Regions from separate parts of the Homo sapiens genome. Here regions 2 and 3 are each linked to region 1. The links are chromatin loops, found by intact Hi-C in ENCODE. Cell type or tissue: heart left ventricle. All regions are shown on one strand.

What was found. Peaks named below come from ENCODE experiments on the same cell type or tissue, not always from the same donor. Only the 100,000 strongest peaks of a DNase experiment are listed, where the experiment ranks them.
Region 2: it touches region 1 in a loop (5-fold over the local background); 31 of 110 quality-filtered maps call a loop at or near these places.
Region 3: a loop joins it to region 1, with 6 times the contacts of the local background. A loop is called at or near these places in 9 of 110 quality-filtered maps.

Annotation. Positions count from the first base shown.
Region 1 is chr4:140,850,261-140,852,760 of GRCh38, forward strand. No RefSeq gene overlaps it. Among named protein-coding and RNA genes, the nearest start is that of TBC1D9, 95 kb to the left of the region's middle. In heart left ventricle, a CTCF peak has its summit at 962 (motif pointing left); no DNase peak of the experiment used is centred here.
Region 2 is chr4:140,640,938-140,643,437 of GRCh38, forward strand. The region is part of intron 13 of TBC1D9 (TBC1 domain family member 9); the gene reads right to left. It also overlaps the pseudogene TNRC18P1. Among named protein-coding and RNA genes, the nearest start is that of TBC1D9-AS1, 70 kb to the right of the region's middle. In heart left ventricle, a CTCF peak has its summit at 1,191; DNase peaks (open chromatin) are centred at 935, 1,314 and 1,964; H3K4me3 peaks cover 1,293 bases; H3K27ac peaks cover 1,263 bases.
Region 3 is chr4:140,426,528-140,429,027 of GRCh38, forward strand. CLGN (calmegin) reads right to left here and starts at 1,121. Exons shown (of 15, transcript NM_004362.3): 1 at 1,010-1,121. RefSeq lists an enhancer at 278-327. In heart left ventricle, CTCF peaks have their summits at 348 (motif pointing left) and 1,212 (motif pointing right); DNase peaks (open chromatin) are centred at 394 and 1,164; H3K4me3 peaks cover 1,688 bases; H3K27ac peaks cover 1,363 bases; H3K27me3 peaks cover 598 bases.

The DNA of each region.
Region 1 (2,500 bases):
CATTAAATAGAAGGAGGTGAATAGGATAAGACCAATAAGGCTGTGTGGAAAACCTGTGCAAAGGCCCTGTAGTGGATGGTGCTCTGCATGTTAGAAATAGAAGATGTTAAAGCCAGTGGGGCTGGAACACACAGAGTGAGTGGGAAAGTGGTTTAAGATAATTCTGGAGATGTTGTCAGAGGCTAGGTAGAGCAGGACTTAGAAACCAATCAAGAATTCTCTTCTGTACTTGGGCTTATAGAAATGGGAGATCATTAAAATTTTTTATTGGGTCAATGTGTATGTGTGTGTGTGGGTGTGGGTGTGTGTGTGTGTGTGTGTGTGTGTGTGTAGAGGCTGCTCTTGCTCCTGCATTTAGATAAAGAATTAAATGCATGAGCTATCTTGTGAAATGCTATGTGGAATAGGGCATTAGTGGTCAATCAATGAGTATGTAAGTGATACTTCAAGAATATTTCTTTGGCCAGGTGTGATGGACCACACCTGTAATCCCAGTGCTTTGGCAGGCCAAGGTAGGATTGCTTGAGGCCAGGAGTTCAAGACCAGCCTGAACAACAAAGCAAGACCTTATCTCAATTAAAAAATGTATAAGAAGGACATTTCTCCAATATTACCTTTCAGGAACACATATCCTGAAAGTGGGATATGGCATTTCTAGTTTTATCACTTCAAACCTGCTTTTCATTTGAGCATATATGGTTTCAGCAATATCTAGGCCTAAGAGCATTCTGAAGGTCTCTGTTTTCTGGTATGGTCCAATATACCTTCTTTCTTCTCTGAAACATCCTCTACCCCCAACCACATTAGTTGGTGTTGTCTAATCTTCCTTTCTAACTGGAGAAGATTTGTGAAAGGTTTTTCTTCCTCAAAGTTACCCCTACAAACGCTAATCAAAGTAGAATCCAAAAAACTCTGTTCCCTAACGCCAGGGCATCTTTTCCATTTGATGGTCAACAGAGCCCCCTACTGGGAGAAACAGCTCAACTACATAAATACCAACACAAACAGCAAGCGTTCTGTAACGTTTGGTTCTTTACCCAGCCAATGTTTAATGTAATTACTGTGCCGTAGCTGAGACACCTACTCATTATTTTTGTGATAACTCTGACATATAATTACAAAAGATTAACTTTTCATTTGGCAAATTTTCCAGTTACTCAGTGTTGAAGAGTCATTGTAACAATTAATAAAAATCACAAATGTATAGTCTTAAAATATAATTGATGTCAAGAAATAATTTGGTTCAGTGTTATGTTTCAAGAAGACTAACATTTAAATTCTTCAGGGTACTGAGCTTTCTGTTTTATTCCTAAAATTTCCAACGGAGGACACTCCACAGTGTCATCAGAGATGAATTCTTTGCTTCTAATAATTCAATAGGTTGTTATATTTGATAATAGTATCTCCTTAAAAAAAAAACTCCTGTTAGAATGGTTCTAAATTTACAGAAAACTTACAAAGACAGTACAGAGAGTTCCTGTATTTCCATCACTCAGTTTTTCCTGTTGCTAACACCTGGCATTACCATGGTACATTTGTCATAACTAAGGAATCAACATTGGTACATTACCATTAACTAAACTCCAGAGTTTACTCAGATTTCACTATCATTGTAACTTTTCCCCTAATGTCCTTTTTCTGTTCCAGGATTTCATTGAGGACATCACATTACATTTAATTACCTTGTCTCATTGGGATCCTCTGGTCTCTGACAGTTTCTGTGACTTGCCTTGTTTTTGATGACCTTAGCAGTTTTTGAGGAATACTGGTCATGTATTTTGTAGAATGTTCCTCGGTGTGGAGTTGTCTGGTGTTTTTATCATGGTTCTACCAGGATTGTGTTATGGGTTTTTGGGAGGAAAACCCCAGTAACATTCTCATCACATCATATCAAGGCTACATACTTATGTATGCATCATTGTTGATGTTAATTTTGACAACCTGACTGAGATAGTGTTTATTATATTTCTCTACTGCAAAGGTGCTTTGTCGTTGTTGTTGTGGTTGTTTTTTGGAGTCTTGCTCTGGACTCAGCCTAGAGTGCAGTGGTGTGATCATGGCTCCCTGGATCCTCAAACTCTTGGGCTAAAGCGATCCTCCTGAGTAGCTGGGACTGCAGGTGCGTGCCACCACACCAGCTAATTTATTTTATTATTATTATTATTATTATTATTATTATTATTATTATTATTATTATTTTGTAGAGACAGGGTCTCGCTATGTTGCTTAGGCTGGTCTCAAACTCCTGGCTGCAAGCAATCCTCCTCTCTGGGCTTCCCAAAGTGCAGGTATTACAGGCATGAGCCACCACACCAGACTTGTTTTTTTAAATTTAAATTTAAATATCTTTCATCTTATTTTACAGAGATAAAGACAGAAACCTGTCAGCTTCTTTTTTCAGATGAGGGAGGATAATATATCATGGTGGTGAAGAGCAGCTTTTAGGAGCCAGAAAACGGATTAATGAGCAGTTTTGCCACTTACTGGCTGTGTGATTTGG
Region 2 (2,500 bases), 210 kb before region 1:
ATATTAATAGTGACACTATTAACCAAAAGTCAGTAACCACTCAAATGCTCATGCACAGAATGGATAAAGAAATGGCAATATCATCACATAATCAACTATTTTGCAGCAATAAAAAGAACAATATATTTAAATCTTACAATCATAATACTAAGCAAAAAAAAAAAAAACAAAAAAAAACAGAAGCAAAAGAGCATATTCCGTGAGATTCCATTTGTATCAAGTTCAAAAGAAATCAAAGATCATCTACGCTTTTAGAAGTCTGGAGATTTATTAACCATGGTTGGATGGACAGTGATATGAAAGGGGCACAAGGGGCACTTCCAGGTTGCTAGCACGTTCTATCTTTTGATCTGAGTAAACAGTTACATGAGTGTATTAAAACAGAGGCTTTAAAAAGAGTGCCTTTGTGAGCCTTTGACCTCTTTATCAATACCTACTCCCCAGGAATTTGCAACCATTTTTATCACCTCCACTTTTTGTTTTATTGTTGTTGTTAAAAATGAACTCAGTATGTTTAATAAAGTTTGGTATTATCAAAATCGCAGTACAAACATCAAGTCACACGCCCACATGACAGAATTCCATTTATAAAATGTTTCTCGGGAAGCCCCCACTGGGCCCGTGCCCAAAGAGAGCCTGACCACAGCCTGGGGTCTCTGGGTGGGCAGAAAAGGTGAGTATGGGGGTGGGGAGGAACTCGGGGTAGGGGGAGGAGGGCGGAGAGGAAGGAAAGTGGAGAAAAATGCAGACTCAGAAGCAGTCCATATAACAGCTCAAAAAGAGCTAGCCGGCGATATTATCACAACGATACAGTACAAATCAAAGCAAAAATAAAAATAATTTGGCCGATACAGCAGGCTACACTGCCAAGAACCCAGATGGCGGCCTTCCTGCGGCCATCCGCACGGGCCTCCTCACCCCCCATCTCTCCCGTGCGCCCACTCGCTTCCTTCTCGCTCACTCGCAGGCACTCTCTCGCTAGGAAACACAGAAAGTATTTTGTGTTTGGAGATAGTAACCTTAGTCAAATGAATCTTCCGAAGAGTCGCTGAAGGAGGAATGCACCTTAGCCTCTCGAAGCAGCAAACAAAACCACTGCTTCCTGCTGGTGGCTGGCTTAGGTTTCAGAGTCCGGGAGGGGGCGGAGGAGGGGGTGTGTGCCAGGCCCTCTTGGTCAGCTAGGGGCCGCCAGCTGCCTTGCTGTCCTTTGCCACCATGCCACACAGGAGGGAAGGCATCAGTTTGGAGCTAGCCGGAGGGGCCTTGGGCGGGCCACTCTCCTTCAGGAATTCTTCGTCTTCCTCTGAGTCTGTATTGTAAGAGTAGCTGCTCACTTCGGAGGCAAACGCGGAATGGGCCGACTTGGGCTGGCCTCTGGCCTTGAACCCCACCCCTATCTTCCTGGCTTTGGCGGCCCTTTTGTGTTTACCTTCTCTGGAAGATTTCAGAGACAGGCCGGAGGCCCTTGGCCAGCACCTTCCTGTCCTTGCCCAGCAGGCTGTCATAAGGAGTTAAGTACTTGCTGCAGCCCCTGCCAGTTTTTGATTTCCCCCCAGCACTGTCTGAAAACTTGAAGGGTGACTTCAACTTGTCCTGCTTGGTGAGGGAGAGGGCCTTTGTCGAGCTTGCTTGCCAACTGCTCCTGGTCGCTGTCCATCTTCTTCTTCTTAATCTTCAGCTGACTTATGAACTTAGACGAAGCCTCGTGTTCATCCCAAGTCTGGTTCCTCTCCCTGGCTTTCCCTGTTCCAATAAGGGCATTGTGTTCCTCCTTGGGCCCTTTGTGTCTCTTCCTTATTCCTGCTCCCAGCTCATAGTCATCTGATGTCGGCAGAGATTTGCTGCTCAGCTTTCCGCTACTGTTGCAGTTCTTCCCCCTCTTGCGGGCGGGCGACAGGGCTCTCGGGGGCGTGGGTCTGTTTCCACGGCCTGCGTGCCAAGCTTCCATGGGACTCCTCGTGCCTGTCCTCGGAGTCCCGGCGCCGCTGCAGCTTCACCAGCTCATGCTGCTTCTCCTTGTACTGGTGCTGGACCTCGGCCCGCCACATTCTGAAGTCCAGTTCCAGGACGTCCATGTCCTCCACGGAGGACTTCATGGGGTACATCCGCTCCTCCTTCTTGCGCATCCAGCTGTACTTATTGTGGGCTTCAGCTCCCGTGGGAGCCGCAGGTTCTTGAGCGGGTCCCACCACGGGCCCATCCAGCACCTCCCTCAGCATGTGGCTGCCGGCTGCCAGCAGGCTCTCCAGTGAGGGCCGAGCCACCAGGGCCCGCTCCGCACCTCCCACCTTCTTGCTCCTCCTCTCCAGCTCCAGCTCTGCGATCTCGCTCAGCAGGGTGATGCCGTGCAGAAAGCTCTGCTCCAAGACAAGGCTCTCGGCAGCTTCCTGCTTCTCCAAGGCCTGGACTCCAGTAGCACCTGGGGAGGGCAGAGGCCTGGCCTGGGGCAGCTCCATGGCCACCTCCATGCCAGCCAGTGGGTCTTCCAGGCCGGGCAGGA
Region 3 (2,500 bases), 420 kb before region 1:
CAGGTCAAACTTACAATGACCCAAAGGAGGGCTACCTCGAGTGATGTCGACATTTGTAAAACAAGCAAAATCATCAGATGAGATCGGGATTTTGCCTGCTTTTAAGCAACAAAAAGTTTATACGTTAATGAACTCTTTTCTAATTTGAGACTTCTTCCTGTGGCCACGTTATTTACCTTTTCTCTCCCAGTCCTGAGCTTTGGTTGCCATTTGCTTTTAACTCCCAAGCAAACACCTCCTCTTTGTTGCTTGGGCAGATGCTATAAATAAAATCAGCGAAAGTGTCTGATTGATGGTAAACAGGCCTGGGGCGATAATGAGTCTAGTAATTAGGGCCTCTCTGGATTCAACCCAGCCCTTTCGCCCGCCCCCCGGCGGCGCACAATGGGCTCTGCGCGGGTATCGAGGGAGCGGCCAACAGTCCCTGGCCCCACCGCCGTGAAGTGGGGTCCCTTCGCTTCCACATAGGTGGAGACTGAGACAGCCGAGCCTATTTTGATCTCGTTTGGGTTTCTGTAAGGAGCAGTCAGCAGAGTGAGCAGCGCCCAGACGCGCCCCGGGCCCCCTCTACAACCATTGGGAGAGCGCCCCGGGCTCAAGCGTGGAACGGGGCTGCAATGGCAACCGCTGGAATAACGGCCTCGGCTCCCGGTGGCTCCTCAAGCCCGCAGGGGAGGCCGGCCGGGCTAGGCACCTAGCTGTCCCCGTGCTCGTCCGCCCCAGCCCGGGCGCAGCAGGTGGATGCGGCGGTGCTGAAGACACAAAGGGTCCCAGGTGGCACCACCTCCTGCGTCCACCCACGGGGCCGCCAGAGCCCAGTCAAGACCCTAGCTCGCTGCAGCCCCATCGCCAGACTCAACATCCACCCTCACTTGGCCCCGACCGGTTCAGCCCTCTGGCGGCAAAGTAACGGGGTGCCTGGGGGAAGCAGCAACGACTCCGCTTCCTCACCCCAATCTGCGCGCAAAGGGCAGCGGGACAGCGGGAACGCGGCCTGCTGCTCACGCACCTCTCTTGCGGCCTGTTTTCGGCAGTGACAGCTCAGATGTCCAAGTCGTTGCCACTTGGTCCCCGCGTCTCTTCAGACCAGTCCCGCCGGCGGCCGCGCAGCAGCGACTACTAACCGCGCGTGCGCGTGCGGTGGCGGGCGGGAGGCGGTGGCGGCCCGAGGTGTGTGCTACGCGCTCCTGCTCCGAGGGGCTCAACCGCCTCCAGGGGGAGCCGCACATGGAGCCTGTGCCGCCGCCGGCCGGTTGTGGCCTGGACCCCGCTCCCGGGTTAGCCCAGGAGGAATTCCCCCTGCAAGTCCGAAGACTTTTCCTCCTCTGAGCTCCCGCCCTCTCTGCAGACCGTGCTACCTCCTGTTGCGCAATGATTGGGTCCTGAATTTTATGTAAATCATATTTATGAACAACGTCCAGTAATAAGTGCAGCAAGATTAGGGCTCTAGGTTTTCTCCAGAGTTCTAGATGTTAACAGATCTGCAGTCATGGTGATTAATAAGGAGCTTTCCTGTCTGGTGTGTGTATATGACAAATACAGATGCGTTAAGTGTTAATAAATACATTGTATATAAAACAATATGTTCTTTTTCTCTCGAACAACACTATTAATAAGAGCTGCTAACATTTATTGTGTTCATTGTGCTCTAAGGGGCTTACATTCATTGTTTAACCTTCGTGGCAACCCAGGTGATGAAACTGATGGCAACTTGCTCGAAGTTACACAACATGTAAACAGTGGAAACGGGATGTAAATCAGGCCTGTCTCTCTCAGAGCCTGTAGTTTCAAACACATTGAAATAAATCTTAGCATAAACGTAGTTTATGCTATGATTATGCAATCACAAGCTGCTTTGCCTTTTATATATTGGATCAATATTAATTTTACTACTTAATATTTTATAGTAAATCTTGACTTTGAATTTGGTATAACAATTTAATTTTATTGGAAGATTAATTAACAACATTTAATTGACTTGTGAGTCTAAGACCCTTGTTGAAGAGTTTCAATCTTAAGGGTTTGGTGGCATTCCGTGCACAACGTATCATTATTGGCTAGGGGTCAAGATCACTGAGTTTTTTCACATTGCTTCACTAATTAAGACCAGCATTTCTAAACTTTTGACTTTGTCATCTCTGGGAGAGTGTTTGGATAGTGTTAAAATTTACTGGTTAAAAAGACATTTTGTTTGAGATACTTTGTAACAATATTATACCCTTTATTTCTTTCTTCCGTCCTTCTGACTTCTATTATTCAACATACTTCTGTGGCCCATAACAAATACACTTGAACTGCTAGAGAGGGATTTTTTAAAGGATCCATTCAAAGTTTGCAGTGAGGAAGCTGAAAACTAAAAATGTAAGAATAGTGAATTTTTGCAAGATTTAGTAGTATCTTCTTGGTCACATAGTACTCAAAACCTTGAGAACATTTTTTTACTCTTTGGCTGCTACATTCACTGCCTCCATAAATTAAACTCTAACTCCATAAAATCATC